Regions from separate parts of the Homo sapiens genome. Here regions 2 and 3 are each linked to region 1. Evidence: chromatin contacts called from ENCODE Hi-C or POLR2A ChIA-PET data. All regions are on one chromosome and are shown on one strand. Each heading gives the region's core, a stretch centred on a gene start or an enhancer-like site at or near the end of the contact. The rest is flanking DNA. Distances are from core to core; before and after follow the strand shown.

What was found. Hi-C counts contacts between places; a loop is a spot of excess contacts on that map. ChIA-PET counts read pairs that join two places held with the same protein, here RNA polymerase II (POLR2A). Pooled maps may share reads with other maps.
Region 2: a loop to region 1 is called in a pooled map, with 13 times the contacts of the local background. The contact joins two enhancer-like sites. A Hi-C loop is called at or near these places in 1 of 37 single-sample maps with no recorded cell type and 11 of 50 pooled maps. POLR2A ChIA-PET finds 5 or more read pairs at or near these places in 2 of 52 experiments (Caco-2 and activated CD4-positive, alpha-beta memory T cell).
Region 3: a pooled map shows a loop between it and region 1 (6-fold over the local background). The contact joins the promoter of PNMA8C here to the enhancer-like site in region 1. A Hi-C loop is called at or near these places in 3 of 50 pooled maps. POLR2A ChIA-PET finds 5 or more read pairs at or near these places in 2 of 52 experiments (A549 and CD8-positive, alpha-beta T cell).

The regions. Positions count from the first base shown.
Region 1 is chr19:46,261,739-46,264,438 of GRCh38, reverse strand. No RefSeq gene overlaps it. Among named protein-coding and RNA genes, the nearest start is that of IGFL1, 33 kb to the right of the region's middle. RefSeq lists an enhancer at 762-1,961. Within about 2 kb of position 1,423, at least 2 of the 41 ENCODE cell types and tissues checked have a DNase peak (open chromatin) inside an H3K27ac peak, as active enhancers do; they include CD8-positive, alpha-beta T cell, where a contact is called at or near this core.
Region 2 is chr19:46,114,263-46,116,962 of GRCh38, reverse strand. It overlaps a transcript of IGFL2 not described here. Among named protein-coding and RNA genes, the nearest start is that of IGFL3, 9.1 kb to the left of the region's middle. Within about 2 kb of position 1,407, at least 5 of the 41 ENCODE cell types and tissues checked have a DNase peak (open chromatin) inside an H3K27ac peak, as active enhancers do.
Region 3 is chr19:46,427,540-46,430,239 of GRCh38, reverse strand. It overlaps PNMA8C (PNMA family member 8C), which reads left to right and starts at 1,304. Exons shown (of 1, transcript NM_001386793.1): 1 at 1,304-2,700. The coding sequence starts at 1,881. The coding sequence ends at 2,495. RefSeq lists an enhancer at 1,304-1,573.

The sequences.
Region 1 (2,700 bases), core at 174-2,673:
CAAGTAGCTGGGATTACAGGTGTACACCACCACGCCTGGCTAAATTTCGTGTTTTTAGTAGAGATGGGGTTTCACTGCATTGGCTGGGCTGGTCTCGAACTCCTGACCTCAGGTGATCCACCCACCTTGGCCTCCCAAAGTGCTAGGATTACAGACGTGAGCCACTGCGCCCGGCCGAATCTGAATGATATCAATTGAGGTATTGGAAAGCACTAGAAAATTCTATGAGGTATCACCTGTTCTATGAGGACCCCAACTAAAGCAATAGTGTTACTCTCAGCGCTTCTGTAAGGGACACTGCAATATTGATGCGCCTGTGTTTTCTCACAGAATTACCCCATTAACCAGGGCAATCTAGTGGAGTTAGGACGAGGATTGTGTCGTAATTCGAGAGAGCTGGGAAGATGGTCCTTGGGCTCCCTGGATCAAAATATTATAGAGTTTTATTTTTCCAGAAGAATCAACCAATGCAGGCAGAGCAAGCAGCCCTGGAGTTGGGCATTAAACCATCAAGGATGTGGCAACTTAATAGCACGAGGCAGTGACAGCTGAGCATCGAGGATGGGGTCTCCAGCCCTGTGTGGCAGAGCTGCTCCCTCCTGCCTGGCATTGTGGATCCTGAAAGTCCTCAACTTGCTCCTCCACAATTGTCAGGGGAGATGGGTTCCTGGCCGGTCCTTTGTTTCTGGCTTCCAGAACAGCCAATTGCAGAGATAGTTTCCTACCTCTAGGAATGGTGTCTGCTCTGATTCTGTAAGAAAATTCCAGGAGCAGGGCCGGGCATGGTGGCTCACACCTGTAATCACTTTGAGAGGCTGAGGGGGTTTGGATCACTTGAGGTCAGGAGCTCAAGACCAGCCTGGCCAACATGGTGAAACCCCGCCTCTACTAAAAATACAAAAATTAGCTGGGTGTGGTGGTGCACACTTGTAAACCCAGGTACTCGGGAGGCCAAGGCACGAGGATCCTGGGAGGAAGGGGTTACAGTGAGCTGAGATCACGCCACTGCACTCCAGCCTGGACGACAGTGACACTCTGTCTCAAAAAAAAAAAAATTTAAAATTAAAATTAAAAAAAAGAGAAAATTTTAGGATAAGGTGCTATGGAGAAACCTCAGAAAAACAGCCAAAGGTGACAGAATTCTTGAATAAAAATGGGTCATAGGGATTTGTATCAAAATAAGTTGACGGTGTTTCCAGTTTGTTGAGCAGAGCAGCCACGTGAGGGTTTTGGGTTCCTGCTCTCCTCCTCCCATCCTCCCCCTCCAAACGCTCTGCTTCATGAAGTGGGGTTAACCAGGGTAGGGATGTGGTCTGACCACTGTGAAAATCAATATTATTTAAAAGCCACTTGAACCATAACAGCACTTTAAGTGATATGACTGTGATCTGAGTCACATATGATTACAACTTCCGTTTCTCACATTACAGGTCAACTCACTTTCTTCTTCTTTTTCTTTTGTTGTTGTTGTTTGCTTTTGAGATGGAGTCTCGTTCTGTCACCCAGGCTGGAGTGCAGTGGTGTGTTCTCAGCTCACAGTAACCTCCACATCCCGGATTCAAGCAATTCTCCTGCCTCAGTAGCTACCCAGATCTCGAGTAGCTGGGATCACACCTGGCTAATTTTTGTATTTTTAGTGGAGACGGGGTTTCACCATGTTGGCCAGGCTGGTCTTGAACTCCTGACCTCAAGTGATCCACCCGCCTCGGCCTCCCAAAGTGTTGGGATTACAGGTGTGAGCCACTGCGCCCAGACTAATTCATGTTCTTATTTTTCTTGTTCTGTATAATGACTAGGGAGAGTTAAATCACTTTGGGGCAAAAATCACTGCCTTCTGGTGTTTGTTTGTTTTTAGACACAGTCTGGCTCTGTCACCCAAGCTGGCAGGTAGTGGCGCGATCTCAGCTCGACTCTGCCTCCCGGGTTCAAGTCATCCTCTTACCTCAGCCTCCTGAGTAGTTGGGACTACAGGTGTGTGCGACTGTGCCCAGTTCATTTTTGTATGTTTTGGTAGAGGTGGAGTTTTGCCACGTTGCCCAGGCTGGTCTTGAGCTCCTATATATAAAATGTCATATATATATGACACATATATATGACATTTTATATATGTATATCATATATATATCATATATATAATATGTATATCTCATATATGTCATATATGTATATATATGACAAAGACAGAGGAGTCTAAGTAAATGTATGTACTTCTTCAGAGACAGGGTCTTACTCGGTTGCCCAGATAGGAGTGCCGTCTACTCCACTTCCACCCCCAGGGCCGGGCAGGTGACGCTTTGGCCTCTACCTGGGAGACACTAGAGCTCACACTGTGGGCACCTCTGGAGCTGACTGGGGAGATTTTCCTGAATCCTCGGCTCCCGCTGGGTCTGGACACCCTGTGGCTCCCTTGTCACAGGATGGCCTCACACCTCTTCTGCTGTCCTGGGCCCTCGCACTGATTCACGTCTAGAAGGGGACCAGGTCATACAGCAACCTTCGGTGCATGTCTCAGCTCTAGACTCACAGGGTCAGCTGTAAGACTGTGGCTGTGTGAGTGTGGGAGGGTGAGGACAACCCCAGGAGTGTCCTGCAATTTCCTATTTGCCAAAGAAGCCTCCATTCTGGAGGAGAGAGGGACCGAGGGTGGAGGGAGCATCGGTCCTCTCCTGGCTCTCAAAGGATCTGGCATCAAATCCACCA
Region 2 (2,700 bases), core at 158-2,657, 150 kb after region 1:
TTTAATATAAGATAAACAAGTTAATTAATTTAACTTGTGTAAGTTGTACAATATAAATAATTTAATATAAGTTAAATTCGAGTGTGAAAAGATTTACTGGCTCTATTAAAACTAAAAATAATAAGCAAGGTAATGGGTATGTTAATTAGCTTGATTTAATCTTTCCACAAAGGTACCACTGTAGGTTGGTATGACTTTCCCAGAACTCCGTTACATGAATTAGAACATCACATTGTATCAAATAAATGCACACAATTATAACTTGTCCATTAAAAAAATACTAATTGGCCCGCTTCAGTAGCAAGCACATGTAATCCCCACAACCCAGGAGGCTGAGGTAGGAGGATTCCTTGGGGCCAGAATTTCGAGACTAGCCTGTGCAACAGAGTGAAACCTCATCTGTAAAAATTTAAAAATTGTTCTAATTAGAATAATACTAATCAAAAATTGCTTTAACTAAAGCAAATGCTTTGGAAAGATTCAATATATCTGAATCAGCAAAGAGACATTGTTCTTATTTGCTAGAGGCAAAGCAATGTATTTTTTTAATTACTAAAATCTAGGATTTCCCAGTCAGACTATTAGGTAAATGTCCTTAAACTCACAGCATTTTTACAGAAAACCACAAGTAGATATTGCCAGCAATGCATTATCAACGGTGTTGCTGCCAGAAAGACAACGAGAGCTCTTTTCTGTAAGCTCACACTCACAGAGAAAATTATTTGGTATGTCTTAAAAGACTGGGAAATGAGGAGATATACCTAATGTAAATTACGAGTTAATGGGTGCAGCACACCAACATGGCACATGTATACATATGTAACAAACCTGCATGTTGTGCACATGTACCCTAGAACTTAAAGTATAATAATAAAAAAAAAGATTGGGAAATGAACAATCCAAAAATAGAATTAACAGTCCCACTTATAACATCAACAAAAGGAAAAATGGACCCATCATCAGTCACCAAGACCTGAGAACAGAGAGTGGCAGCCCCTTCACACAGGCGGCAGAGCAAGGAAGCTGTCAGCCGGCGAGCCTCCTGGAGTATACCTGAGATGGGCAGAACTGGGGACATCAGTTCTCTACAGCAGCCCTGCAATGAGGGGCTGGAGTGGTATAGAAAAAATTCCAACGCTTTTTGCTGGTAAGTGGCTCTACTCATTCATTTATCCCTGTCGCTGGTTCCCTTCTTGAAGCTTGAAAATAATCTGAACTTTCCATGTCAAGAGCAGCTGGCCTCCTCCCATACATTAATTTTCTGTATTGGCTAGGTATTGGCTGCAAACACAAGATTAAATTACACAGAGAGTCGGGTAGTGAAACTGCTCCCACTCAGGCTGAGTCACCAGATTCACCCTGAGGTGAATCTGAATCAGGCTGAGGTTTCTGGGGTTGGCTGTTAGCTTGGGTCTGCATAGCTACCTCTCAGAGAACACACTGGCCACAGCTCCCAAGCTGTAGCTGTTTCTGCCTCCCCTGACCCAGAACTGCTACTTCCCTCAACATTTCCAGTGATTCGCTGCATTTCATTTTGTCTTGTGTTTTCTACTGACGCCGCCTTATTTTTGTTTTATGTGCCTTACCTGATATTTTGGGGGTTATTCACATTTTTAAAATGTATTTTCATTTTCCCTGTAAGAGAGAGCCTGTGTTTCTGGCTTGCAAACCAGGCTGGAGATGGCACCTTCCCCAGAGCTCAGGAATTCTGGGTGAGGATTGAGTGTGGGGAATGTCATGAGATTTAGCCTGCTCCTGTAGGCAAAAGGACCTTTTGAAACACACAAGTGGGGATAGTTAGGTATTTCATACACATAACATAGTTGTGATACGAAAACCAGAGAAAGATAATCACCAAATATTCTAGGACACTGGTCCTCAATATTAGCATGCACAAGAGTCACTAGGGCTATGGATGAACATAGGTGTGATACAAATGCCAGAGAAAGATAATCACCAAATATTCTAGGACACTGGTCCTCAATATTAGTATGCATGAGAGCCACTAGGGCTATGGATGAAAATGCAAATTTCTGGGCCTTACTCCCAGAGATTCTGATTCTGTAAACCTGTGGGGAGTCCAGGAAACTGCATTTTCAAAAAGCACCTGTATTAGTCAATTTTCACACTGCTATGAAGAGCTGCCTGAGACTGGGTAATTTATAAAGAAAAGTGGTTTAATTGGCTCACAGTTCCGCTTGGCTGGGAAGGTCTCTGGAAATTTAAAATCATGGCAGAAGGCAAAGGGGAACCAAGGCGTATCTTACATGGTGGCAGGAGAGAGAGAAGGAGAAAGTGCCACACTTTTTAACCATCAGATCTCAGGAGAACTCACTCACTATCACGAGAAAAGAATGAGGGAAACTGCCCCCATGATCCAATCACCTCCCACCATGTCCCTCCCTAACATGTGGGGTAATTCAAGGTAAGATTTGGGTGGGGACACAGAGCCAAACCATATCAGCACCCATGACTTTAATAAATGGAGTTCGCCAATAACTTCTGTGAAAACAAAGACTAACCAAATAAGAAAGTAAAGGCTATCTATTCTACAACAAAGAAGTCAGCCACCATCACTTCCATTTTGGGAGAGACTCAAAGACCAGCAGAGGAGTAGGAAAGCTTTATAGTGGAAAAGGTATCACCCTTTTTTTCGCATGTTCCCTGATTGGAGGCTGTTGGCATGGGGAAGCTGAGGAT
Region 3 (2,700 bases), core at 55-2,554, 170 kb before region 1:
ATCCTTACCTTCATTCTGACTGGACTTACTGAGTTCACGTGTCTAACCTTTAACCAATCTCAGAGAAGAGGGGCATATTAAGCACTAATTGCTTTTTGTCCAGGTTACCTGGGTGACCATTTCTGAACCAATCACTGTGGGAAGGAGGGTGAGATTATGCTAATTGGTTCAAGCCAATCAGGGCTTATCCCTGGAACTGGGGGTATAAAGGGTGTCGACCTAACCCAAATGTTTTGGCTTTATTAATGGGGACTGGGGAGGAGAGGAATAGACATTGTGGATGTCATCACATGGGGGAGACATTTCTTATTTATTTTTAAACATTTATTTGAAACAACCATAAACCTACAGAAGAGTTGCAAATATAGTATAAAGAATGTTTTCGCGGCCAGGTGCAATGGCTGTGGCCTGTAATCCTAGCATTTTGGGAGGCCGAAGTGGATGGATCACCTGAGGTTGGGAGTTCAAGACCAGCCTGGCCGACATGGTGAAACTACATCTCTACTAAAAATACAAAAATTAGCTGAGCTTGGTGGCACATGCCTGTAATCCCAGCTACTTGGGAAGCTGAGGCAGGAGAATCGCTTGAACTGGGGAGGCAGAGGTTGCAATGAGCCAAGATCGGGCCACTGCACTCTAGCCTGGGCAACAGAGGGAGACTTCATCTCAAAAAAAAAAAAAAAAAAAAAAGAATGTTTTATCCTCTGAAGCATTTTGAGTCTAAATTGTCATATCGCTCTGAATATTATAGTGTGTGTGTGTGTGTGTGTGTGTGTCCTACATGCAAGAACATTCCACTGTAAAGATACATTTGTTCCCTTTGATGAGTATTATATGGGCAGGTACTTTGATAGTTCACATTCTTCACCAAACTTTGCATTCACGTGCTTATATCTACATCAACTCATAGATTCTAATTTTATTCAAGGGGTTATAATCTGTTACTTTCATTTTTAACGTTGATGCTCAAATTGTCCCAGGGTTGGCCAGTGGGAGCATTTCAGGCTGGTTCCTCTGTCTTTCCAGGTGTTCTCATTTTTTTTTTTTAATCACTTCCTTACTTTCTGACCCCAAAAGATGCCCCGGGTGCCTCTTGTACATTCGCTGTCCCCTCACCCCTGGAATCGGCTATTATTCAAAGGAGAATCGCGGGCGCTTCTGAGGGCTGGTGGCCGACCCCTCACCTCCGAATGACCCCCTCAGACTCTTGATTTCAATGCGGCCAGTCGGCCAATGGCAGAGGAGATGGATGCTTCAGCGGTTGCCATGGAGACCGCCAGGCCGCAGAGCGGAAGGAGGCGGTGACGTCACCGCGGGAGCAAGTGCAGCGGCCACATCCTCGTCCTAGTCCGGCGACAGGGCACTGAGTGCAACCTCTGGGCCAGCGGTGAGGGACGCGCCTCCCTGCCTGCCAGGGCCGCGCCTACGACACTCTGTTGGCAGTTGTCCCAGGGAGATCAGCAGTCCCAGATCCGGAGAGACCGTTGGGGCCTGTGAGACCTTCGGAGGCCACGCCAAGAAAGGGGAAGCATCATCTTTAGACCCTCCTTGGTGCAGCCTTGCCCAGGACCCGGGAGCCACGAGTCAGGTGGCAAACACCGCCTTCTGCTTCTCCAGCACGCGTAAGTCCCTGGGAATCTTCGAGCCCACTCAGAGGGAGCCACAGAAGCCCCGACGTTGCACAGCCCTGCAGGCAGGGGCTGGGGGCATCCTTCACTGAGCTGGACGAAGGGGTCCTGGGAGCGGCCTCCGGCCCCTGAGGCCTCACTCTCTCGTAGCCTTTGGGAAGGAATCGCGGCATCCTGGATAATTTCGTGGATTCCCGAGGCAGCTCAGGTGTCCACCAGCGGGCATACTGCTGCCTCAAAGAGTTGGGCAAGATGCTGTTCGGGGTGAAGGACATTGCACTGTTGGAGCACGGGTGCAAGGCCCTGGAGGTGGACAGTTACAAGTCCCTGATGATCCTGGGGATCCCGGAGGACTGCAACCACGAGGAATTCGAAGAGATTATTCGGCTGCCCCTCAAACCTCTAGGCAAGTTCGAAGTGGCTGGGAAGGCCTATCTGGAAGAAGATAAATCCAAGGCGGCCATCATTCAGCTGACGGAGGACATCAATTACGCCGTGGTCCCCAGGGAGATCAAGGGCAAGGGCGGTGTGTGGAGAGTGGTCTACATGCCCCGGAAGCAGGACATTGAATTCCTGACCAAGCTGAACCTCTTTCTGCAGAGCGAGGGCAGGACGGTGGAGGATATGGCCCGGGTCCTGAGGCAGGAACTGTGTCCCCCAGCCACGGGCCCCAGAGAGCTGCCTGCAAGAAAGTGCTCTGTGCCTGGGCTGGGGGAGAAACCGGAGGCTGGGGCCACCGTCCAGATGGACGTGGTGCCACCTCTGGACTCCTCCGAGAAGGAGAGCAAGGCTGGAGTTGGCAAGAGGGGCAAAAGGAAGAACAAGAAAAACCGCCGGCGGCATCACGCCTCAGACAAGAAGCTGTGAGGTGGTGGCATCGGGTGGGCGTGGGGAGTGTCTGAGGGGGTGTGGGTGATGACTGTGGGAGGGTAGGTACCACCTCACTACGTTTAAGGAGTGCGAGTGAGTGTGGGTAATGCAAGGGAGGGTGGGAATGACTCTAGTGAGTGGGTAACTTTGGAGTAAGAATGGGTATCATTTGGATAGCACAGGTAACATCTGACTAGTGCGA